Regions from separate parts of the Homo sapiens genome. Here regions 2, 3, 4 and 5 are each linked to region 1. A link is a loop called in an ENCODE intact Hi-C map of the cell type or tissue named here. Cell type or tissue: PC-3. All regions are shown on one strand. Region 1 has its middle 78 kb from the start of PTGER2. Region 2 overlaps PTGER2 (prostaglandin E receptor 2). Region 3 overlaps TXNDC16 (thioredoxin domain containing 16). Region 4 has its middle 14 kb from the start of PTGER2. Region 5 overlaps TXNDC16 (thioredoxin domain containing 16).

Region 1 (5,000 bases):
GCGCGCTAAGTCTAAGGGGCGGGGACAGATGGGGGAGGGGGGCACGGGACACTGAGGGCACCGCATCCTAACTCCGAGGGTCAGGGAAGACTTGCTGGAAGAACTGACTTCCAAGCTGACTGGTAGATGTTCAACCCTGGTGACTGAGAAAATAGTGACAGAAAGAGGGAAGAGGGGAGGAGGAGCTTCCGTAAAAGAATGACAGCCCAGAGTTGAAATTGAGCGTGTGCTCTGGTAGCTGAGCTGAGCTCCTTGACCTGGGAGCCTCTGACCTGGGAAGCTGTGCTCCTAGTCCCCCAAAGGAAGGGGCAGGCACATTTCATATTTCATTTTTCATATCTCCCCACTGCCCCCAGGGGAGTGCCTTTTAAATATTTTCATAGGTCTGTCTGCACTGGCCGTGGGCAGATATGAGGGGGAAGATATGGAGCTCAGTGGGTACCTTATTGAGTTGGGAAACTTTGAGGACAGCCTGGCCTGGGGCACATCTCCAAGATGAAATGTGTGCCTGGTGCTCAGAGGATAAGTTGCACTTGAATTCTAGGTTTTGACTCATTTTTTAGAGGTGAGAACTGAAGCTGTGAGAATCAATGGGCTCAATCAGGGAAAGTAGTAGTGGAATTAAGGAAGGGGATGGAGTTAGATTGGGTTAGATTGTAGACTAGTGGAGCTCAAAATGCAGCCCACACCCCAGATTTATTTTTTAAATCAAGAGGTGGTATAGTTTTCCAGGCCAGTCTTCACAACATCATTGAATATGGCCAAAGGAACAATACTCTAAGCACTAGAAAAACAAATCGTTCCTTATTACTTTGTTTTTGTTTGTTCCAGATTCTAACTTGGGATTACAGGAATTTATTTTCTCACAACCCCAGAAATAAAAGTACCCCCTTCCTGCCTCTCACTCCCAACCCCTCACTTACACTGGCCTGACTTTCGCATGTTCCCCGGGTTGGGAAGGATGGGGCATGGGACTTCCTGGCGTGGTTTGGGCGGGAAGGGAGGGCACAGGGGCTTCAGGAAGCATCTGTGGGGTTGGTGGGAAGGAAGAGCTAGCAGGAGTGTGAGGCAAAGGCTCCTGCATGCCCAGGTCAGTGCAGGGGAAGACAGTAGAATAGTCTCCTGGGGGTCTCATAGGACTGTGGTTCTTAAGGAAAGGCTGGTGAGGGGAGGAAGAGGAGAGAAGAGAATAAAAAAAGAGAGGTGGGGAGTGGGACTGAGCCAGTTATCTGATGTACACAGCATGGAATGGAATCCCACTGGCTACCAGTACCCTGGGGAGATGGAAGAACCCGGGGTCCATGAAAGATCTGGATGGTAGGGATAAGGAGATGTCCTACCTCCTTTGTGTGATTAGTCTTACAGATTATTGCCTGTGTTGCTGAGCATTAGGGACTTAGCTATTCAACATGGGGTAGAAGTACTAGCCTATTGGTAAACTGTACCATTTATCAGCTGGTCTTGCATTGGTTCAAGGAGAAAAGCCATCTGAAATGGGATTCAGCCTGGGAAAAAAGCTAAAGAGTAGTTCAAAAATTTTTTAAAATACTTGAAAAATCAAACATAGTAGAAAGTTGGCACCTTCTAGGTTTCTGTATTAACTATGCCGTTTGGTCTAGGCAACCCTCTGATTAAATAAAGGATAAATATTTATAAGTTAAATTTATAAATAAAAGATGGTAACATCCTCTGAATGCAGAATACCAAAAAATCTGCCATCTCTGATGGAAAAAGCCACTTCAACTTTTGTTGACTTAATCATGAGTCAATTCAATTATTAAGTTATTGGTTTCAAAGCATAAGTGAAACAAACAAATGTAAAAAAGTCTTATTCACTTCTAATTTGCAATCTAATTGGAAGATGGAATTTAAATGCAAGGAAGTTTAATAAATTTAAAATATTATAATATGCTTATTTATCATCATTAAGAAACCAGCTGGGCATGGTGGCTCATGCCTGGAGGCTGGGTGGATCATTTGAACTCAGGAGTTCAAGACCAGCCTGAGCAACATGGCGGAACCCTGTCTCTACATACATACATACATACATACATACATACATACATACATACATACATACAAATTAGCCAGGCATGGTGGTGTGTCCCTGTAGTCCCAGCTACATGAGAGGCTGAGGTGGGAGGATGACTTGAGCCCAGGAGGCAGAGGAGGTTGCAGTGAGCCAAAATCACGTTGTTGCACTCCAGCCTGGGTGACAAAGCCAGACCGTTTCTCAAAAAAAGAAAAAGAAAAGAAAAGAAACCTCCATGATGAGTGTTTCATGTTGGGAAGATGGGGCAGTCATTGGTATCACAGAATTTGGGGTGTTGTGTGCTGTGCATTCTTGAATAATACTGACCTGAAAATCTTTGTTCTTCCTCGAGAGAAACGGTATGTGTTTGCTATTGCTCACATTGCAAACTCAAATGGTAAGACAGAAGGTAGGCCATATTATTACCCAATTACAACAGAAAATTGTTTGATTTTCTTGGGCTTGTGCATATGGTGAACATTTGGGAATTACAGCCTTGCTGCTAGCAGAACATTTTAACTAAAGGCAGTAAAATGAGCACAGACTTTGGACTTTTAGCTAGATCATTCTTCTATATACAGGCCATTTCTGCTTCATATCGAGAGATTTAGCTGGCAATCTTAGGAAATTATTATGGGAGTAAAGTTGACTCCAAAAGAAACTTAGAAAATGTGAATCTGTGTTCAAAGTTCAGCCAAAATAAAGAACTAGTTCCATGTCAGCATGAGTTGCCAATAACAATGTTATAAAAAATGTTTTCCGGCAGCTAACAGTCATTTTTTTTTTTTTTTGCCTGCACTAAATAACTCAAACCATACTTAGTAAACAGAAATTCTGGAAGCAATTTCAAACAATGGATCTCCATAGCATGCCACATAAAAATAGAAAGTTAAAGATTGAGAACTTACTCATGCAAAGGTCACTTAGAAGGTTTTCCACAATAATGGGATTTGAGTCAACAAGTATTCATTGAATGCCTATTATGTGGTCAGCTTTATGAGGGATGGTGGTGGATGGGAAGTGGGACTAATGAAGAATCATACCTAAGATGTGGTCCCTGACTTGGGGGAGCCTTCACTGATTTTGAGGAACAAGTCAGAAGCACATGAAAGGGCTAAATAACAATCTAAAGCAGTGCGATGTTGACATTATGTATTTCAATAAGAAGTGAAATACCTGCAAATGTGGTGGGTGGTCATGAATGAATGCAGTGAAGATTAGAGCAAGTTTTCCTGGGCTAGAGATGGTGTGGAGTGAGAAATGAGAGAGAAAGGGCATTCCAGGAGGGTTTAGCAGGAAGCAAGAAGGACGGCAGGTTAGGGAGGTAGGATGGCACCAGAGTCATTTGCTGGCATTTGGAAGTCTTGTTTCCCTGCCTCACACTAACTTTACATATCTGTGTCTTTGCTTTGCACCCAACTCCATTTCTTTTTCTTTTTTTCTTTTCTTTCTTTCTTTTTTTTTTTTTTTTGAGACGGTGTCTTGCTCTGTTGCCCAGGCTGGAGTGCAATGGTGCGATCTTGGCTCACTGCAACCTCCGCCTCCCAGGTTCAAGTGATTCTTCTGCCTCAGCCTACAGAGTAGCTGGGATTACAGGCTTGCGCCACCACACCTGGCTAATTTTTGTATTTTTGGTAGAGACGGGGTTTCATCATGTTGGTGAGGCTGGTCGCGAACCCAACTCCATTTCTTAATACTGTCCGAACCATTTGCCTCTTACCACTGTGTTTCTCTTCTCTCCATCCAGAATTGTTTTTGTACTATATCAGGAGTTAGACAGCTTGGATCTAACTCCTTGTGGGGAAGGGAGTGGCTGTTATTTGACAAATTGTGACTCTTATGTTGTGATCCAGGCTTGTCTTAAAAATCAGACTACAAGAGTGAGTGCAACAATGATGTGAACATATGTCATGCCACCAAACTGTAAAATAAAAATGCATGTAATGGTAAATTTTGTGTGATGTCTCTTTTACCGCAATTTAAAATAAAACCAAACACCATCTCCTTGACCTGAGTAAGGGAGTTTCCAGCTTTGTTGGAGAGGGTTATAGGCAGTGTAAAAAAAAATCAGTTCGGCAATTTGGAATATTTTCTTCCTGTCAAGGAGTCAACCATTATAAATAACTGTAGGTTCCATAATGAAAAATAAAAGGCAGAGAGAATTTTAGCCTTTAAAGCATACCTTACCCACCTTTCACCACAGCACTTGCACTGTGAATTATATGTAATTTCTTTAGTCAGCTTACTTCTTGAATCACCCCTATTCCTTCAGATTGTTGTTGTGGTGGTGGTTCTTCTTTCTTCCTTCTTCCTTCCTTCTTTTCTTCACTTCTTCTTTGTCTTCTTCATCTTCATCTTCGTCTTCATCTTCTTCTTCGTCTTTTCTCCTTCTTCTTCACTACAGAACATTGCAGATCAATCAAGGCTATTGCCATCTCTATTGTAGTTGCCTAGGTGGGCTATGCATGATCCCCAGGATGTATAGAATTGAACTAGGAGGGGGAAAATATATCACTGCTGGGGCACAATCCTGGCTCCTACACTTACTAGTTGGGTAAGTTATTTAACCTCTTTGTGCCTTAGTTTTCTCATCTTTTTTTTTTAATTTTAAAGACTTTTTATTTATTATTATTTTTAAATTATTATGCTTTAAGTTCTGTGATACATGTGCAGAACATGCAGGTTTGTTGCATAGTTATACACGTGCCATGATGATTTGCTGCACCCATCAACCCATCATCTACATTAGGTATTTCTCCTAATGCTATCCCTCCCCTTGTCCCCCCACACCCCTACAGGCCCCAGTGTGTGATGTACCCCTTCCTGTTTCCATGTGTTCTCATTGTTCAATTCCCACCTATGAGTGACAACATGCGGTGTTTGGTTTTCTGTCCTTGCGATAGTTTACTGAGAATGATGGTTTCCAGCTTCATCCATGTCCCTACAAAGGACGTGAACTCATCATTTT
Region 2 (5,000 bases), 65 kb after region 1:
CTGCCTAAGTGAGAGCTAATTGTCTCCCCTTGCCTTTCAAAGTCATCAAATTCTAAAGTGGAATGTGTTGTTATTTCTTGGTTCAGATCAGAGCTGACCTGCCATTAGCATTAGGACAATCCCTCTCTCAAAGTGCACTGATGCTGAGGAGACAGAGATGCCAAAGTGTAACTGAGTTACATGAGCGTGTAGTGATGTGAATCAGTTTTGCCCTCCCTCCTCAGGGTTCGAGACCTCTGCAAGCATCATGATTTGGAGTTGGAGTGGTTTCTAGAGTTTCGGTCTTGCTCTGGGTTGTCATGGGTCCAACCCACTTTGTGATGCAGGTCTTCTAGAGTCATCTTATACCTTCTAAACAAACTCAGATCCCGATCAGATTTTTGGAGATTCAAGGCCACAATTTAGCACCAGAATTTTTCAGTTCTTTCTTGGAAAAGATGACCAGGGCCACACTGAACCATTTAGGAACAATTCAGCTCAGAGCAGAGAGCTTGGTCCATCTCATATCGAAACACCTAAACTTAGGGCTGGCATGCTGCAGGGAATCCCGACTATGGTTTCTTTCTCCCTTTTCATTCTGACTACTAGGGGCAAAGAATAAAGTCTAGATCTTCTTTTATCACAATTCAGTCTTTAATATATCAGGCTAAGTAAATTCTGTTCTTTTATTTAACTTGATGATGAAACAGTAACTTAAACAGGTATGTCTGATGTGACAGGATTTTTAGAAAGGGAATATTTACATATCTAATTTTAGTAATTTTTTTCTAAGCTACCTTTAAATTGCCATTAATAGGAGGTAATGACTATTACAGAGTATTTTTACTTTCAACTCCTTCTACATATATATTGGTATAAATGAAATACCAGGATTTAGTCGTTCAGCACAGTACATGGAACAGGAGTACATGAGGAAACAGAGTTCTAGAAATATACCAGTGCTTAAATAAGTGGCTTAAATTCTTATACTTTGGGCTCCAGAGCAAATCATTTTGTTCCTGCTAGTGATATTATGTCCAATTTTGTGTTTTTGTTTTCAGTTCTCAGGCATTATTCTGGGATTTTAGGGGGGCAGTAAGGTGGGGTGAAAAATTGTAGTTGACATTTTCATCTGGAGAAAAACAAGTCATCTGATAAAAGTAATTAATCTTCTAGTTCAAAGCAACTTCAGAATTTTATGTTTAGGAATTACCCATGGGCCTAATTAGTCCCATTTAGAATAATTTCTTAACTTTAGAATGCCTGGTGGACAGGGAAGATTTATTTACATGTCTAGATTTTAGTTAAGTTAAATTTTGCCTGGCTTGTTTAAATTTGTAGAAAAGCAAACCACTTATTTATTCTTCTTAAGAGCTGATTTGACGTAGATTGTTTGTATCAAAATACACTGATGCCTAGATTGGTTTGAAATCATTCTAAGTGATCAGCTAGTTTGATAACTGCTTAAAGGAAATAGCTTTGGATAAACAACTCAATGAGACTTTGGAGAAAACAAGCATCTCTTTTTTTTTTTTAAGGAGTGGCTATCCAATAATATCACTATGAAAAAAATAAGATGATTCTACTATTTTAAAGATCATACTGGAAGGGTAAAAACTGGAGGAAAAAAATATCTTCTAATACCAAGTATTATAATGAATATTTTAAACTCTAATTTGCAACCTCACTTTAAAACCTGGCAACCACACTTTACGAATCTGCCAAATTAAATATAATTTTTCCACTTTGAACTCATTTAAAAGATACTATGTTTATATTAATCACAAAATGTTATTTGAGGGAGTTCATAAAATACTACTCCATTTTCAAATTTTTGTTTTATAGTTTATTTTTGTAACATTTCAGATGAGTTTACACAGTAACTATGATTAAACAGTGCAAATTCACTGAAATATTTTGATGCTGAGTTTACATTTACATGCCAAACATTTAGAAATATATTAAGATATGACTCACTGCTACATGGTTTCCCATATAAGATGAGTCAAACCATGTTCCCTAAATAAAATATAGACAGATGAATTTTGGTACAACACAGTCATCTTATAAAATCTATTTTACTCATGGCCCCAATATCAACTTTAAAAGGGTTCCAGTATATCTGAAGAATGAACCAGATTTTTCAGTTTTTAAGCCTAATATTTGGCTTCATACATGGCCACGTACATCCTCCCCCAGAAATAGGATAAATAAAGAGTATTAATGAGAATTAACTGCCTTGAGACATTTCTATTATTTCTTGTTGAGAGAACCATTCCTAAAGTCTTCTTGATCACTATTAGCATATGGACATTATAAAATAAATAACCTGACAACTTGACCTGCAGTTCCTGGAGGATGAGTAAACAAAACTGATGTTAACCCACTGAGTCCACTCTTGTAAGAGTAATACTGTAGTGATGAGAGTACTCCCACATACACAAACATCACAGTAAAAGGTGCCTATGATTTTCAACTTCATTGTTCAAATAAAGGGTTCGCTAAGTGATCACAAGACAGCAGGCTTGGTTGCTTCCACATATTGACTTCCTAGAGATTACATATGAAGTTTAATCTGGTCTGGCTGTACACTATATGTGTATAACGGTAGTAGCAAGATTAAAATAGAAAGTACAGTCACTGTTTGGGGTTTCAAACAAATTACAAAACCACATACTTTGTCATTCAACAGGAAAGCTTAAATCAATAGGCAGCTGGATCTTCAATGCAGCCGATTGTTCCTCCAAAGGCCAAGTACCATGCTCACTGAGGGTAGGTTTTGTAGCTCCTTCTGACACTTTACATGAAGTGCCTTGTCAGCACATCTGTAGCCTTGACCACAGCTTAAATGTTTGTATACTCCTTTTTATTAGGGCAGCTTCATTTTGTTTACACACTGTTTTCATTTCTCCAAGGAACAATTTCAAAATGATCTTCCAGATGCTATATAACTAAGAACTTTTAAACTACTGACCTCAAAGGTCAGCCTGTTTACTGGCATCTGACTGTGTAGAACAGGAAGTTTGTGTTGCATCTTGTGTTCTTAATGAAATCCGACAACAGAGGACTGAACGCATTAGTCTCAGAACAGGAGGCCTAAGGATGGCAAAGACCCAAGGGTCAATTATTGAATTAATTGATAAAAACCTAAGAGCTTGGAGGTCCCATTTTTCCTTTCGGGAAGAGGTTTCATTCATATATGCAAAAATCTGTAAGAAGCAAAGGGGAAAAATGATGTTAGTTTTACATCGTAGCAGTAGACAGGCTTAGACCCTATGTTATGTCTTGAGATTTAAAAGCAAAACCATGTTTTGTCTGTGGTAGTGGTGGGGAACGAAAGGTGGGGGTTGGGAATCTTACCTTTCTTCCTTATGTAAACTGTAACATAATGAATGTATTTTTTCCCCTTGAACTCAATGAAAGCATGTTTTCTGTGGAATGCAATTAACATTAACACCATGCACAATGTCTTGGTGTCATTGGGAGTGGAGAGAAATAAACTTTTCTTGTCATCTAGAATAGAATCTTTTAACAATATAAATAATAATGATAATATTAGTAGCTCCAGTGTATCAATAACCTAATATATGTGTCATGAATTGTTCTGGGTACTAACCCCGCTTTATCTCTACTCCTTATAGAAACTCTGAAACTTAGAGATTGTCTCTTTTTAACAGATAGGGAAGTGAACTTCAGGAAAACTAATAACATGTTACATTTACTTCCAAATACTAAATCTAATGATCACAATTCAGCGAGACAGGGTCTGCAATGGAACACCCTGAGTGGGAGTATGAGTTCTGGCCATTGGACTGGGTTTGAATCCTACCTCTGTATATAGTTTGAGATCAATGGCAAGATATTAATAATGAACCTTTGTGCCTCAGTTTTGACATCTTTAAAATGGGTGATAATAATAACATACCCACTTCATAGAGTTGCTGAAAGGATGATAGGAAGTGATATGTGTAAGCTACTTAGATCAGTGCTCACATCCTAAGTGCTCCACAGTGTTCATTGTTATTATATCCATTTTACAAATGCAGACACTGGGGTATAGAAAATTAGATAATTTGCTCAAGTACCCAGAGCTGGTTAGTGGCCAAATCAGGATGCAAATTCCAACTCTCCTGATGCCAGTGCAGTGCTCACTGTGTGCTACGTGCAGGCCTGTATTAGAGCAAAGGCCTCAGAACAATGTCCTGAACACTGGAAAGCTGACACATCTTTACATATGGACCAAACTGCTCTACCAGCCCTCAAACGATTTCTTAGTTATTTAGGGAGCAACATAAATGTTTGGGCAGGTTGGAAGGAATGGAATAATGCATCTTGATAAAGATCACACTTCTACAAAATTCACAGAAAAGAGGAAAACAAAGGTAGATCACACCTAGTCATTTAAAACCAGTGCTTTATAAGGCTCCAGGGTCTTTCTTACCAATGGCTTTAGACACCTAGCCCCTCTTTTCTTCACTCGCCTTCTGCAGAAGAAGGAGCAGCTTGTTTCCCTTCTCTGAGTACTTACTCTGCAGGCATCTGGCAACTGGATATACAAAGCAAATTGCAGAGAGCGCAAAGGGTAGTCATCTTCAGTTTGCTTATGTTGGGACAAGAGCAGGAAGGTTTGGCAGCCATAGGTGTTTATGCCGGAGAATCTTGGCATAGGGAATGGAGAAAAGATTTGGCAGATGAGTAAGGAAAAAGAAGAATTGATGGTGGGTTTCCCAGAGAGTAGAGGAAAGCTAGGTGAGGAGGTGCAATGGAGCAATAGCTTTCTTGTCAGTTAAACTATTTTGGATGAAAACTACACAGGCTGGTGTGTTAAAAGAGTGATTTGGAGGTAAGAAATTCAGGATAATGATGCACATAGGTCTACAGATTAAAACACATATTAGTGATTACATATGCACACACACGTGTGCACATGATGCATAACTGAGCACTCCTGTAGAAAGGGCCTGCAGCTGAGTTGATGATCTAGTTTAACCAGAGAACATATTCACACTGAATTGGCCAGC
Region 3 (5,000 bases), 74 kb before region 1:
CAAAGTGCTGGTAGTATAGGCATGAGCCACTGTACTTGCCCACTCACTTTTTAAAATGGAGTTTTACTGTTTGTCTAATGAATTGGTGTGAGACCTTTGTATATTAAGGATATTAAGCTTTTGTCATTTTGTTTCAGTTATTTTCCCTCAGTCTGTTATTTGCTCTTTAGCTTTGTTTAATGATAATTTTGTATATCACAGTTTAAAATTTTTTTAATCTATTGATTTTAAGATTTCTTCTATTGCTTTTAGCTATAAAAAACCCTATCATTTTTGTCACCTAATATTCACCTGTATTTTTTCTTGCTTTAATTTACAATATTTTCCTATTTTAATTTGTCTTGCTTTGTATATTTTTTCTTTTAAAAAAATTTTGATAACATACACATAACGTAAAATTTACCATCTTACCCATTTTTAAGTGTATGTTTTACAAGTATTAAGTATATTCACATTGTTGTACAACTAATCTCCAGAACATTTTCATCTTGCAAAACTGAAACTCTGTACTCATTAAACAACAGCTTTTCATTTCATCCTCCTCCCAGGCCCTGGTAACCACCACTCTACTTTCTGTTTATATGAGTCTGGCTACTCTATGTACCTCATACAGGTGGAATCATACAGTATTTATCTTTTTCTGACTGACTTATTTCACTTAGCATAATGTCTTCAGGGTTCATCTATATTGTAGTGTGTGTCAGAATTTCCTTCCAATTTAGGCCGAATAGTATTCCATTGTATGTATATATCTTATTTTGTTTATCTGTTTATCCATTAATGAATTTTTGGGTTACTTCTACCTCTTGGCTGTTGTGAATAACGCGGTTGTGAACATGGGTATGGAAATATCTCTCTGGTACTCTGCTTTCAATTATTTTGAGTACATACTGAGAAGTGGAATTGCTGGGTCATATGGTAATTCTGTTTTTAGTTTTTGAGGAACCGCAGTACTATTTTCCGCCCTGGCTGCATCATTTTACATTCCTACCAACAGTGTACAGGGGTTCCAATGACTTTAACATCCTTGCCAATATTCGTTATTTTATTTTATTTTTTATGATAGCCATCTTAATGGGTGTGAGGTGATATCTTGTTGTGGCTTTGATTTGCATTTCCCAGACGATTAGTGATGCTGAGCATCTTTTCATTATGCTTCTTGGTCATTTGTATATATTCTTTGGAGAAATGTCTGTAACTCCTTTGCCTGTTTTTAAATTGGGTTATTTATATTTTTGTTGCAGAAATTCTTTATATATTCTGGATATTATCCTTTATCAAAGATTTGATTTGTAAATATTTTCTCTCATTCCATAGATTGCTTTTTTACTCTGTTGATTGTGATTTTTTTCCCTTTTTTAAAAGTTTTTAACCCTTTAGATATTTTAGTGCATGGGATGAGTGTTGGTGCCAACTTAATTTTTTTTCTAATAGTTAACGTTTATCCTTTTTTTCTCCTCTATATGTGATTTCACCAGCACCATGTTGTCCTTATCTATATGTGTGTGTGTGTGATATATGTCTGTTTAATTGTTTTCTATTTTATTCACTTTACCTATTGATACTTAGTCTATTAGTTTTATAATACATGTTGAATATAGAGTCAAGTCTCTGATCTGTCTTTTTAAATATTTTCTTGTTTTTTTTTCTATTGACTCTACTAGGTGAACATTAGTAATTTATACTTATTCTCTTAACTGATTTGGATATCTGCTGCTTGTTTTATGCTTCATTATTGTTTTTCTTTATTTTTTATTATTATTATTTTTTGAGATGGAGTCTTGCTCTGTCACCCAGGCTGGAGTGCAGTGGCGTGATCTCGGCTCACTGCAAGCTCCGCCTCCCGGGTTCACGCCATTCTCCTGCCTCAGCCTCCCGAGTAGCTGGGACTACAGGAGCCTGCCACCATGCCCCGCTAATTTTTTTATATTTTTAATAGAGACGGGGTTTTAACGCATTAGCCAGGATGGTTTCCATCTCCTGACCTTGTGATCCGCCTATCTCGGCCTCCCAAAGTGCTGGGATTACAGGCATGAGCCACCGCGCCTGGCCATTTTTCTTTATTTTTTAAAATATGGTGTCTGCTTCTTTTGCTTGTATTTTCTCCAGGACTAGAGAAAATGTTCCCCAAAAACATATTTGAACCTATAAAGTTAAAGATCGTTTCAATGATTTGGACTCCCTCTTGTGGAAGATGCTTTTAATTTCTTTTTTGAAGTCTTTTTTTTTTTTTTTTTTTTTTTTGAGACAGAGTCTTGTTCTGTCATCCGGGTTGGAGTGCAGTGGTGTGATCTCAGCTCACTGCAACCTCTGCCTCCCAGGTTCAGGCATTTCTCCTGCCTCATTCTCCCAGGTTGTTGGGACTACAGGCATGTGCCACCATGCCTGGCTACTTTTTGTATTTTTAGTAGAGATGGGGTTCTATGGTTTTTTTTTCTTTGTATGCCATGGTTTCATGTTATGGATTCATATTACCTTTATTGCTGAGCTTTTATTTATTTATTTAATTATTTATTGCATCATACGTAATAAAATGTTGGAAATTTTTGAAAGAAAATCCTTCATTCACTTTTCCAACATTTTATTATGAACTTTTTCAAGCACACAGCAAAGTTCAAAGAATTGTACAGTGAACACCCATATACTCACCACCTAGATTCTACCATTAACATTTTATATTTGCTTTAGTATATACCTGTATATCTTTCTACTTATTAATTCATCTTATTTTTGATGCAATTCAAATTAATGTTTTTGCATTCAACTTTGATATGCTTATAACAATTATTTTTACTTTGATAGTTTTACATGGCAGCATAAACTACAGTATTTTTTAAATATCACACCTTCTCTTTACTTAGACCGTTACTCTTTATTTATCTCTTGCTTCACAGGAATGTGTCTTTCAATAAGTTTTTAAGGAAGGGTACACATAGGGTGTTTTTTCTGACCGATAGTATTTCTGGGAATGTTATTTGTTGCTTTTGCATCTAGGTGGCCTCTTGAGTCGGTAACAAAACCCTCAATTTTTTTTTTTTTTTTTTTGAGATGGAGTCTTGCTCTGTCGCCCAGGCTGGAGTGCAGTGGCGCGATCTCGGCTCACTGCAAGCTCGGCCTCCCAGGTTCACGCCATTCTCCTGCCTCAGTCTCCCGAGTAGTTGGGACTACAGGCGCCCGCCACCAAGCCCGGCTGACTCTTTGTATTTTTAGTAGAGACGGGGTTTCACCGTGTTAGCCAGGATGGTCTCGATCTCCTCACCTCGTGATCCACCCGCCTCGGCCTCCCAAAGTGCTGGCATTGCAGGCGTGAGCCACTGCGCCTGGCCAATGTTTACTTCATTATACTAACTCTTACCATTTATCTAGGAAACTTCCCTCCTCCTTGTTTTTCTTTTCTTGAGTTGGATTTCAAATTCTGAATGAAAGAGTTTAAGAATATTTGTCTGAGAAGAGGACCCCACTGGTCTAGCATTATGTTTGCACATAGTAGATACTATTAACTACATATTAAATTTTGCTTTCTACAAATTTACATCTAGCAATTTTTTTCTACTTTGTTTTCAGAATTGTAAAAAGTAAAAACGAAAGGAACTTACAAAAAATAAATAATAAGAATATTAATATGTGCCCTGTGGCTTATCATCTTTGAAGGCAAAATCCTAGAGAGCATATCTTTATATTTTTTATTTTTTTTGAGACAGAGTCTTGCTCTGTCACCCAGGCTCAGTGACATGCAGTGGCATGATGTTGGCTCACTGCAACCTCCACCTCCCAGGTTCATGCAGTTTTCATGCCTCAGCCTCCCAAGTACTGAGACCACAGACATGTGCCATGCAGCAGCACGCCCAGCTAATTTTTTGTCTTTTTAGTAGAGACAGGGTTTCACTGTGTTGGCCAGGCTGGTCTCAAACTCCTGGCCTGTAGTGATCTGCCCACCTGAGCCTCCCAAAGTGCTGAGATTATAGGCGTGAGCCACCGCACCTGGCCTTATAGAGAGCATAACCTTCTAATGAAAAAAAAAATTTTTATGAAAAATTGGGAAGTAAGTCTGTGTTTTACTCCTCCACCTTCCTTCCCTTTTGAATGTTTTTGCTCCAACGGTTGACAGTGTCCTCTCTGTACCTCAGGTGCCTGGTGCCCTAACCTTCTCATTTATTATTCACACTAGGCCTCCTTCCAAGAAGAATTTAAGTCTTCAGATCATAAAAAGCACAAATAGGATAAAATCATTGAAAACAGTGTAAAAACTCAGCAATAAAACAGTAGGGGGTAATTATGTAGAAAGTCTAGAAAACACTGTCGTTTGTCATAAAACTTAGCCCTAAGCAATCTGGTAGCAACTAGAAACAAAAAGATGAAATTTTTGCCGTCTATCGTCATATGTAATAAATCACAACACACAAGTTAGGATGCTGATTAATCCACAGAGAAAACTTTTTCCTAATTCAAATATTGAAAAGAATTTTTCATATTATTTTTTACATTGGGAATCAACATAAGAAATGGTGTACTTGATCATATTTTTACACAAATGATGATAAAATGTACATACAGTCATCTCGCAATACAAGTCAAAAACGTAATGTTAAATTATTTAAAGGTAGTTCTGGTGTGCCAGAATGATGTAGCCTGGATATGATAACTTCATTATTTGACTGGATTGATTGTTCCCAACATTGTCAGTTAGATATTCGTTCCTTTTTATTTCTTTTAGTTTGTTTTTGTTTTTTTGCAAACACTGATATATTAGTAGCTGGACTATCAACATCTATTGAAGAGAGAATAAATAATGATAAAAATCTTATGAATTTATTAACATTTCTATATAAATTTGTGTTTTGTTAATAAAAGCTAACTCGTGTTAAATTTAGCCTAAAGCTGCCTCCGTATATATTTTAAGTTCAGACTAAAGGTTTCTCTATAAGTAGTGAACTGTAACCTAACTAAATGTATAAACAGACTATAACCAACTCTTATACCACTCACCAAGTTTTGGTCAA
Region 4 (5,000 bases), 92 kb after region 1:
AAGCATAAATTGGGGACTGAGATAATGCCCAGAGGAAGGAATATTATCTGTAAAATCTAAGTTAAAAAGTATGTCCAATGCAAAGGCCTATGATACAATGGACTTTGGGGAGTGGGGGAAAGGGCGGGAGTGGGGTGAGAGATAAAAGACTACAACTGGATACAGTGTACACTGCTTGGGTGATGGGTGCACCAAAATCTCAGAAATCACCACTAAAGAACTTATTCATGTACAAAAATAAATAGGTAGACAAATACAAAAGAAATGCTAAAAATATTTTTTAATGGAAAATAAAAATAAAAAGTATGTCCAAATTGGGAGCCCACCCTTACCCAAATTTGCAACAATTTGAACATCAAAAAGAATATTGATTTAATGAATTGAATCACACTAAATTTTAAAAATCCATATTTCTATAGGGACATTAAAAAAAGAGAAAGCCAAAAAGAGAACTTGTAAGCCATCATTTGAGATGGCTTGACAATTGACTTCATACTTTGACAATTGGTAATGAAAGAAAGAATTAAGCATTTATCTAACCTTTATGTAAGAAATGTATCTTAGAGTAACCAAATAGCTCCAGCTGAAAGAGAAAGTTCTATTTTCAGAAGAATGCTTGCCAAGAATGTAGAAGAATGACAGAATTAGAAAATCAGCATTCTGTCACTCAATAAAAGGCTTAGACTATTACCCTAACCTAGGGATGAATCTTAGCAAGCAATTACTATTTATGTTCTCTAATATGATGAAGATGCAATGTGAAGTATACCACCATCTATGATAGATTTAAAAATTAACTTGAATTCATCGTATTTAGTTTTAACTTCAGATGTAAACTTCAGCAGTTGAGGAACAAGTTGAATGCCATGGTAAATGGCAAGCAGACAAAGTCAGGAATTAGGAAAACTGGCCTGGTTGGCTCTTCAACAAGTCAGAGTCATTAAAAAGAAGAAAGATAGGGCTGGGTGCAGCGGCTCATGCCTGTAAGCCCAGTACTTTGGGAGGCTGAGGTGGGTCGATTGCTTGAGCCCAGGAGTTTGAGACCACCCTGGGCAACATGGCAAAATCCTATCTCTATTTAAAAACACAAAAAATAGCTGGGCATGGTGGTGCCCACCTGTAGTCCCAGCTACTTGGGAAGCTGAATCAGGAGGATTGATTGAATCCAGGAGGTCGAGGTTGCAGTGAGCTGTGATTACACTGCAACACTGCAGCCTGGGTGATAGAGCAAGACTTTGTCGCAAAACAAAAAAAAAGGAGGAAGAAGAAGAGAAATCGGGCTCGATCAAGAGACTCAAAGGACATTTCAGCCAGAAGCAATGCATGGTTCTGGATTGGGCTGTGGGTTGAACAAATGAACTATACGGGACACTTTGGGAATAAATTGTGGAAACTTGAATATGGACTAGATATTAGATAAGATAAAAATGTATTGATATGGAAAGCTGGAGAACCTTAAGTTAAATTAGCAGGGGTTTTGGGTTTTTGGAGGGTAACTTTCTACAATGCTCACATCCTTTTAAATAATAAAAAGTGATTACAATACTAAGTAGTAGTAGTAGTTTGAAAGTGCAAAGAAGATGGATGAAGATGTCCCGACAGGCAGGGAGTGAAGCTCACCACCTCCGTTTTGGGCAAGGGCTCCACAGCGGGGATGGTCCTGCAGGATCCTGGCCTTTTATCTCATCTGTTAGACTACACCCAATAGAGGAAATGAGATTCCTGAGCAAGCCTTCCCCAAATAGAAAAGTTTTATGGGGCATTTCTACCTCTAGATTCCATGTGAAATAATTCATCTGCTGTTCTCTTACGACTTGTTATGTTATTTGAAAAGATGTTCATTGTTCAGGTCAGAAGAAAAAAGAGTTCTCAGGTTCCTATCATCCCCATCTTCTATTGCCTTTTTTGTTGTCTGGGTGTATAAAGATGGAAGGAGGAATAAGTACTTGTGAAGAAGCTATGGTTGTTCATGTTGCTCTTGATTCCAAGAAGCTTTGTGGCAAAACTGGGTTACAGAAGGAAATTATGCACCGTAATTAGGGTTTTTGAAATTCAAATCGAACAAACTTGAGAACATTTAGAGTGGACTCAGAGCTAGAAAGTGGCTGACCCTGAGGACCGTCCAAAGCGAAACCCCATCTCCTTTTGCAATTGGCATAGCAAGAGACACATTGGATTGTTGATCAGATTTGCCCTGCCTGGGTAGGCACCTAGTCAAATTAACTAATACATCAAAGATACAAATTCTTTCCTTTCCTTTTCTTGGTGCTCTGCGGAACTCAACATTAATAGGATACCAACAACAAACAACAACAACCAAAAAAAAAAAAAAAAAATTAAATGGGCTGATAGCACTTTTCTTTGGAAGTTTAAGGAAAAGTTATTAAACTATAATTCCATGTCAGTAACATTAGGACTTTGAGAGTAGCTTGCATCCTTGATTTTCTTTTCCTTTTCATCATTTTCCTGTCTACTGGGAACTTCAACTCAAAAAGATGATATATTCAATGCAAGAAAATTGATGTCACTTAAAAGCAGCTCTAATAATAGAAAATAAATTATTTATAGCTAGAGGGTGTCTTCTGTATCTAAGACTAGATTATCTACACCAGACTACACTACTGATAAACTGCAGTAGATTACTGTGTTTTCTTGCCCTTCTAAAATTCTTGACTATTGTGAAACATTGTCATGGTTATGAAGTATTTTAAGCACTTGTGCTCCCTCTAGAGGAGCAATATAAAAAAACTCAGGGCTGTCAGTGTTTGCCAAGATTTTGAGGTTAAATTTTGGTGTCATTTAAAGAAGAAAGAACTCATGTGGAAATAATTATCAAAATCTAATTTTAATTAACTATAATTTATAAATTATAAAAGTAGCAATTCTCCATAATCATACATTTTAATATTACTGTTTCTAAATTGAAATATGTCTTTCCACTTTTGTCTGCTATACAATACACATACAATGCTGCTTCCTGTTTTATTTTCTCATATTGTATTTTCTTTTTAATTTTTTAACTGTTTTTCGAGACAGGGTCTCATTCTGTCGCCCAGGATGCAGTACAGTGGTTCAATCTCCGCTCACTGCAACCTCTGCCTCCTGGGCTCAACCGATCCTCCCACCTCAGCCTCATGAGTAGCTGAGACCACAGGTGCTTGCCACCACGCCCGGTTAATTTTTTGTATTTTTGATAGTGACGGGGTTTTTGCTATTGTTACCCAGGCTGGTCTTGACTCCTGGCCTCCAACAATCTGCCCACCTCGGCCTCCCAAAGTGCTGGGATTATAGGCGTGAGCCACCGCGCCTGGACTACTTCTTGTTTGTTTGTTTGTTTTTGAGACGGAGTCTCGCTCTGTCGCCCAGGCTGGAGTGCAGTGGCGTGATCTCGGCTCACTGCAACCTCTGCCTCCCGGGTTCAAGCGATTCTCCCACCTCAGCCTCCCAAGTAGCTGAGATCACAGGCGCCCACACGTAAAAAATTAGCCATGCATGGCTAATTTTTTATATTTTAGTAGAGACAGGGTTTCACCATTTTGCCCAGCCTGGTCTCGAACTCCTGAGCTCAAGCAATCTGCCCACCTCGGCCTACCAAAGTGCTAGGATTACAGGTGTGAACCGCCGCGCCCGGCCTTACTTCTTATATTTTCCGAGTAACATTCTAATTATCATATCTACTGAGTAAATTGTAGTAATTTCTCCCACTGCTGGACAGCTAGATTGTTTTTAATTATTCAAGAACAACTACATTGAACATTCATTTGCATGTAGCATTTTCATGTTTGGGGTCTGTTCCAAGGAGTGAATCTCAGCCTTGAAATTACTAAATCAGAGAATATGATCTTTTGGGGAAATGACAGTACATATTTACACATTACTTCCTAACACAGTTGTGCTAATTTATAAATCATCAGCAATGTATGAAAATATCGATTTCAACACACCCTCCCACCACTGGGTACTACTTTTAAAAAAATGTTTGGATAATTTGGTGGGTGAAAAAATGCCATTTCATGGCTTTAATTTGAACTTTTCTGACTTTTGGTGAGGTCAAACATTTTTCCAAGTTCATGAGTTTTATTTTCTCCTTTGAGAATTCTCTGTTCATGTTTTTTACGCATTTATCTTTGGGGACAATGCTTTCTTAGTTATGTGAGCTTTTACGATCATTACAAGTATAATTACCACTACCACCACTACTAATTAGCTATCATTTGTTGGTCAACCATAATGAGTAGAATATTATGCCAAGAGCTTTATGTATATTTATGCCTTGCCACAACCTGCAAGAAGGAAGGAAATTGAGGTTTAGAGAAGCTAAATGACTTATCCAAGACCACATGGCCATGGACGAAATACTTTCTACTATCGCCTCTGCTTCATATAAAGATATAATAGAACCATGTCCTGATGAAGCCATTTCTGTCAACAATGGACTGCGTATATGGTGGTCATACAGTAAGCCAAAGTTAATTTACTATCAAAGAAAAAACCCTATTTTTAATTAAAAATAAATGTAATGTAAGTGTACAATGTTTATAAAGTCCACAGTAGTGTATAGTAATGTCCTAGGCCTTCACCTTCACTCACCACCCACTCACTGTCTCATCCAGAGCAACTTCCAGTCCTACAAGTTCCATTCATGGTAAGTGCCCCACACAGGTGAACCATTTTTTCCTTTAATACTATATTTTTACTGCACCTTTTCTATGTTTAGATATGTTAGACACACAAATACTTAGCACTGTGTTACAATTGCCTACAGTTTTCAATATAGTAACATGCTGTACTGGTTTGTAGCCTAGGAGCAATAGGCCATACCATATAGCCTAGGTGTGCAAACCTGTACCATCTGGGTTTGTGTAAATACGGGGTATGATGTTCTCACTACAAACTGCCTAATCACACATTTCTCAGAATGTATCTCTTCATTAAGCAATATGTGACTGTATATTTTTATTAATATATAAAATACATTAACTCTTGGCAATATTTTTCCC
Region 5 (5,000 bases), 66 kb before region 1:
TTAGAAAACTTCAAAATTGTTATGAGATTACAAAGTTTATTTTAAAATCTTGTGTGATTAAAAGCTGACTGAAATGAGATTTGTATATAAGTTTTTATTAAAATCAGCTTTAGAATTGATAATACACTAATAAAAGAATACAAATTTAGTTTTCTCTTTTGCACATAAATTTCATGTAATACTAATAAGACACAATAAAACACTTTCATTCACGTTTTGAATAAACTCTCAAAAAAGGGAGAAAGAAGAGACATATTCTATAGACATATTCTGAGTCCTTTTTTAATCAACAAATAAAGGTCTTTGCTTTTTAAAACCTCTTAATTATCACTTTGGCTAAATAAATGATTTATTTTACAGTGACCTGTGATCTATTTTGATAAGTGTTTTAAACTTTTGACATATTTAATAGGCTTCCCAAAATCAAGTTCAAAATTAAGTCTTTTTGACCTCAAAGTAACTTTCAAATGTTACAGAGGGCCCCTGCAACATCCAAAAGAGAGATAATGAACAGGTTAATTTATTATGGAAAATTACATGAAAAACATTGTCAGAAGATAATGTTCAACCTTCTTTGACTTTCATACGATTTTTGAAATACTTTTTTTCTAGTTCTGTGAAAAATATCATTGGTAGTTTGATAGGAATAGCATTGAATCTATAGATTGCTTTGGGCAGTATGGCCATTTTAATGATATTGTTTTTTCCCATTCATGAGCTTGGGATGTTTTTCTATTTGTTTGTGTTTTCTCTGATTTCTTTGAACAGTGTTTTATAATTCTCCTTGCAGAGATCTAATTTTTGCATTTTTAGTAGAGATGGGGTTTAGCCGTGTTACCCAGGCTGGTCTCAAACTCCTGAGCTCACGTTATCCTCCCACCTCGGCCTCCCAAAGTGCTGAGATTACAGGAGTGAGCCACTGTGCCCAGCCTGGATGCTCTTTTTTTCTTTCTCTTGCCTGATTTCTCCAGCTAGGACTTCCAAGACTGCATTGGGTAAGAGTGGTGAAAGAGGGTGTCCTTGTCTTGTGCCAGTTTTCAAGGGGATTACTTCCAACGTTTGCCCATTCAGTATGATGTTGACTGTGGGTTTGTCATAGATGGCTCTTATTGAGGTGTGTTTCTTCAGTACCTAGTATATTGAGAGTTTTTAACATGAAGGGGTATTTTATTGAAGGCCTTTTCTACATCTACTGAGATAATCATGTGATTTTTGTCTTTAGTTCTGTTTATGAGATAAATCACATTTATTGATTTGCATATGTTGAACTAACCTTGCATCCCAGGGATGAAGCCTACTTGATTGTGGTAGATTAGCTTTTTGATGTGCTACTGGATTTAGTTTGCATACTTTGTTGAGGATTTTCAATGTTGATCAGGAATACTGGCCTGAAATTTTCTTCTTTTGTTGTGTCTCTGCCAGGTTATGGTATCAGGATGATGCTGGCTTCATAGAATGAGCTGGGGAGGAGTCCCGCCTCCTTAATTTTTGGGAATAGTTTCAATAGGAATGGTATCAGCTCTTCTTTGTATGTCTGGTAGAATTTGGCTGTGAATCCATCAGGTCCTGGGCTTTTTTTGGTTGGTAGGCTATTTATTACTGATTCAAGTTCAGAACTTGTTACTGGTCTGTTCAGGGAATCAATTTCTTCCTGGTTCAGTCTTGGTAGTGTGTATGTGTCCAGGAGTTTATCCATCTCTTTCAGGTTTTCTAGTTTGTATAATATAGGGGTTAGGAGTGCTTTTAGTTACTGGGGTTTTCTTGCTTCTCAGCTCTCCCTGCTGACAGAGCTAAAAAACAGATGTATGTATGTGTGTGTGTCTATAAAAATAATTATTCAATAAGATGTGATAGTAGAAAAAATAATATTGCTAAATAAATATGTTTATTTTATGCAATTAAAATATATTTATAGTAGCTGAAAAGCTTTTTGTGCATATTTTTATTCAGATAATTGAGTACTTTCTTGTATTTGAGGTTGCCATATATTTTGGCATATATACAGTTTTTACCAAGGAGGAGAATATGCCTGGTTTTGAATGTTCAGAGGAAAATATGTATTCTAGTTTAGTGGAAATGGATATGCATCTGAGATCTACAGTCATATATTTTCCCATCCTGTGAGTCACTTAGGATTTACAAACACATGGATTTACGAAGAGACTTTTTAAGAGACATATTCATAAGTAGAGAGTCTTTTGTATGAGGAAATTATATGGAAATAATGGTGTACTTTTCTATTGCTACTTACCTAAAATGAAAAGAAGCTGAAACAGATTCTGTTATGTCATTGCTTTAGATATAGTTTATCCATTGACTGGAATTTCACTCTGTTCACTCTTAGAAATGAAAGTACAGACACACAGTCCTTTCTAGTTTATAATCTCATGTGTCTTTTCTACTTTGATGTAGCATGGGCTAAAAAAATATTTTAATAAATTTTCTCTCTGTCTCTCGTCTCTCTTTTTATTTTTTTTGAGACAGAGTCTCGCTCTGTGGCCCAGGCTGGCATGATCTCAGCTCAGTGCAATCTCCTTCTCCCAAATTCAAGCGATTCTCATGCCTCAGCCTCCTGAGTAGCTGGGACTACAGGCACATGCCACCATGCCCAGCTAATTTTTGTATTTTAGTAGAGATGGGGTTTCACCATGTTGGCCAGGCTAATCTCAAACTCCTGTCCTCAAGTGATCCACCCACCTCGCCTCCCAAAGTGCTGGGATTACAGGCGTGAGCTACCGCACCTGGCCAGTTGTCTCATTAAATCTGTGATTGTAAATGAGCTCCCCATGCTGCCTACTGAGCTACTCTAGTAAGTTTGCTTTCCTACAGACAGTATTGCTCAATCTTAGGGAAAGTATGTACCCTTTTTAAAGAAAATAATCTTGTGGTTACCCAATGTTGACAATGTTGAATGCTTACATCATGAATGTAGTGCTGACTGCTGAGGTACAGATCTTTGGGTTCAGCATGCCTAGCCTAGTAGGTACTATGTGACTCATTCTTCCATGAGTGTTTTTCTGTTTGACTGCTGTGAATCTTTCATGTATGAATTGAATTATCATTTGGCCTTCACTTGGCAAGAATTTGACCTATAAGTCCACCTCTGTGCTTTTCTCATTAGTCTACAATGATTTAATTCAGACTTGCTTCTTGGTTATAGGATAGTCATTATTAACAAGATCCACAGTATGCTATTATTAATGAAAATGTATTCAGAAATTTGTAGAAATAGCTTGTATTTTGAATATGTGTATCCTAACAAATGAGAAAAGACAATACAAATTAATCAAAGTTCAAAACTAATGAAAACACATTAGAGAAAATGTAGGAATTGTTTTTTAAAAGACACAGAATCCCTTCTACTTGCACAACCCTAACACAGACACTGTTAGAGGGCTAGAATTTTCAGTCTGCTATTTTTTATGCATATAGATACTTTCAGATTTTATGGTTATAATGTGCATATCATTTCACATACCTACTTCTCTTTTCAGGCTACACATAAGACAGCTGTCTCCATTTACTCTGCCATAGGAGTAAATTAAAAGGCAAAAAGTATTTATTCAGTAATTATGATTAGAGTGCTATAAAGCTTATGAATTACATTTAGAGTACATTTGTTTTGGAAGCCATGTTGCATTATATCAATTGACATTTCTTTAGTAATCCCATGTCATAAAGAGAATACAGATTTATTTTGGAACCACTAAATTATATAAGACATCTGCACTTAAATATTTTTGTAATTAATTAATAATGAAATACTACCACCTATAAATCTCTTCATCAGTTGAATAGCATACATAATTATAAAGGTTTCAGATTTTTGTCTTCTCTATGTATTTATAGCAAAAGAAGATTTTAGTGAAGCAGGAAACTACCTAAAAGGATATGTTATCACTGGAATTTATTCTGAAGAAGATGTTTTGCTACTGTAAGTTTATTGCTCTTTTAATTTTAGGGAGGGAGAAATTATGCAAAATAATGTTATCTAATAATTGCTTATATTTACACAGCTGATGGAGGAAAATAAGGTAGCAATCTAAAGAAATTTTTTTTATTTCCTTCTAGGAAATAAAGTACCTGGGAAATACTTTAGATTCTTTAGCTATTCTTTTATTTTAGACCAAAGACCCCATGGGGCAGTCTTGGATTCGTACTTCACCATCCTCCTATAAAAATTTTCCTCTTTGGGTTCTATTACCTACAATGTGGTTCTTTGGAGTTATCATAGTTTGGGATAAATTTTTCTTTTTGAGCATCTGAGGTTTTATTTACCCCCTGGGTGGGTGAGTGGGTACGTGTGTGTATAAAAATCAGTGCTTTTTTAGCTTCTTAAATTACCTTATCTGTAGAAGGTGGGACTTCTATGGACTACCAAAATATTTTAGTTGCTATAGAATGAAGGACTGAACTGCAAATTTGGAGATTATTATTAATACATATCACATTCTCTATGGCCCATTTTCAGGTATAGGTGTACTTACTAAGCCCCAGTAGTTTGTCTTTCTTAGCTTCTGACTATAAATTCCTAATTGTGATTTCTAAGCTTAAATCTTTCATCTTGAACACTGGTGACATATGCTCTTGGTGATCAGGCTTTTGTTCTATTTGTGAAATCACTGATTTTCATAAAGTATATATTAAAGAAGGAAATATGAGGACTGTCCATCTGACAATGGGTAATCACCCATGATCTTCTACTCTGCTGTCATTGTGCGTCTAGCTGTGGTCCAAAGAGCTAGACCAGTAGTTTTCAGAGTGTGTTTTGTTTATAACCAACTGGTCAACTAAGAGGTTCCTTTAAGTGACCTGAAAACTGGCCTCTCAACTAATGCTTATGTTGTTATAATGTCTATACTTTGTTCTGGCATGAATTAAGTTATTATACATGACTACTTCACTAGTAATTTTACACAAAGCTTTCTTCTATTTAGATAATTTTCTTTTAGGTTTAGTTAGCGAAAGGGATTGTGGGAGGGTGGATTTGGGCTCTTGTT

Evidence for each region. Peaks named below come from ENCODE experiments on the same cell type or tissue, not always from the same donor. Only the 100,000 strongest peaks of a DNase experiment are listed, where the experiment ranks them.
Region 2: it touches region 1 in a loop (9-fold over the local background); 14 of 110 quality-filtered maps call a loop at or near these places.
Region 3: a loop joins it to region 1, with 5 times the contacts of the local background. A loop is called at or near these places in 5 of 110 quality-filtered maps.
Region 4: it touches region 1 in a loop (2.6-fold over the local background); 12 of 110 quality-filtered maps call a loop at or near these places.
Region 5: a loop joins it to region 1, with 7 times the contacts of the local background. A loop is called at or near these places in 4 of 110 quality-filtered maps.

The regions. Positions count from the first base shown.
Region 1 is chr14:52,389,970-52,394,969 of GRCh38, reverse strand. No RefSeq gene overlaps it. Among named protein-coding and RNA genes, the nearest start is that of PTGER2, 78 kb to the right of the region's middle. In PC-3, no CTCF peak of the experiment used is centred here; a DNase peak (open chromatin) is centred at 2,989; H3K4me3 peaks cover 573 bases; H3K27ac peaks cover 1,234 bases.
Region 2 is chr14:52,325,409-52,330,408 of GRCh38, reverse strand. PTGER2 (prostaglandin E receptor 2) reads right to left here. Exons shown (of 2, transcript NM_000956.4): 2 at 1,811-3,188. The coding sequence ends at 2,955. Among named protein-coding and RNA genes, the nearest start is that of PTGER2, 14 kb to the right of the region's middle. RefSeq lists an enhancer at 4,877-5,000. In PC-3, no CTCF peak of the experiment used is centred here; DNase peaks (open chromatin) are centred at 1,958 and 2,668; H3K4me3 peaks cover 775 bases; H3K27ac peaks cover 2,635 bases.
Region 3 is chr14:52,463,637-52,468,636 of GRCh38, reverse strand. The region is part of intron 16 of TXNDC16 (thioredoxin domain containing 16); the gene reads left to right. Among named protein-coding and RNA genes, the nearest start is that of TXNDC16, 86 kb to the left of the region's middle. In PC-3, a CTCF peak has its summit at 2,185 (motif pointing left); no DNase peak of the experiment used is centred here.
Region 4 is chr14:52,297,609-52,302,608 of GRCh38, reverse strand. No RefSeq gene overlaps it. Among named protein-coding and RNA genes, the nearest start is that of PTGER2, 14 kb to the left of the region's middle. In PC-3, a CTCF peak has its summit at 2,711 (motif pointing left); a DNase peak (open chromatin) is centred at 2,718.
Region 5 is chr14:52,456,024-52,461,023 of GRCh38, reverse strand. It overlaps TXNDC16 (thioredoxin domain containing 16), which reads left to right. Exons shown (of 21, transcript NM_020784.3): 17 at 3,850-3,934. Among named protein-coding and RNA genes, the nearest start is that of TXNDC16, 94 kb to the left of the region's middle. In PC-3, no CTCF peak of the experiment used is centred here; DNase peaks (open chromatin) are centred at 2,123 and 2,933; H3K4me3 peaks cover 728 bases; H3K27ac peaks cover 2,567 bases.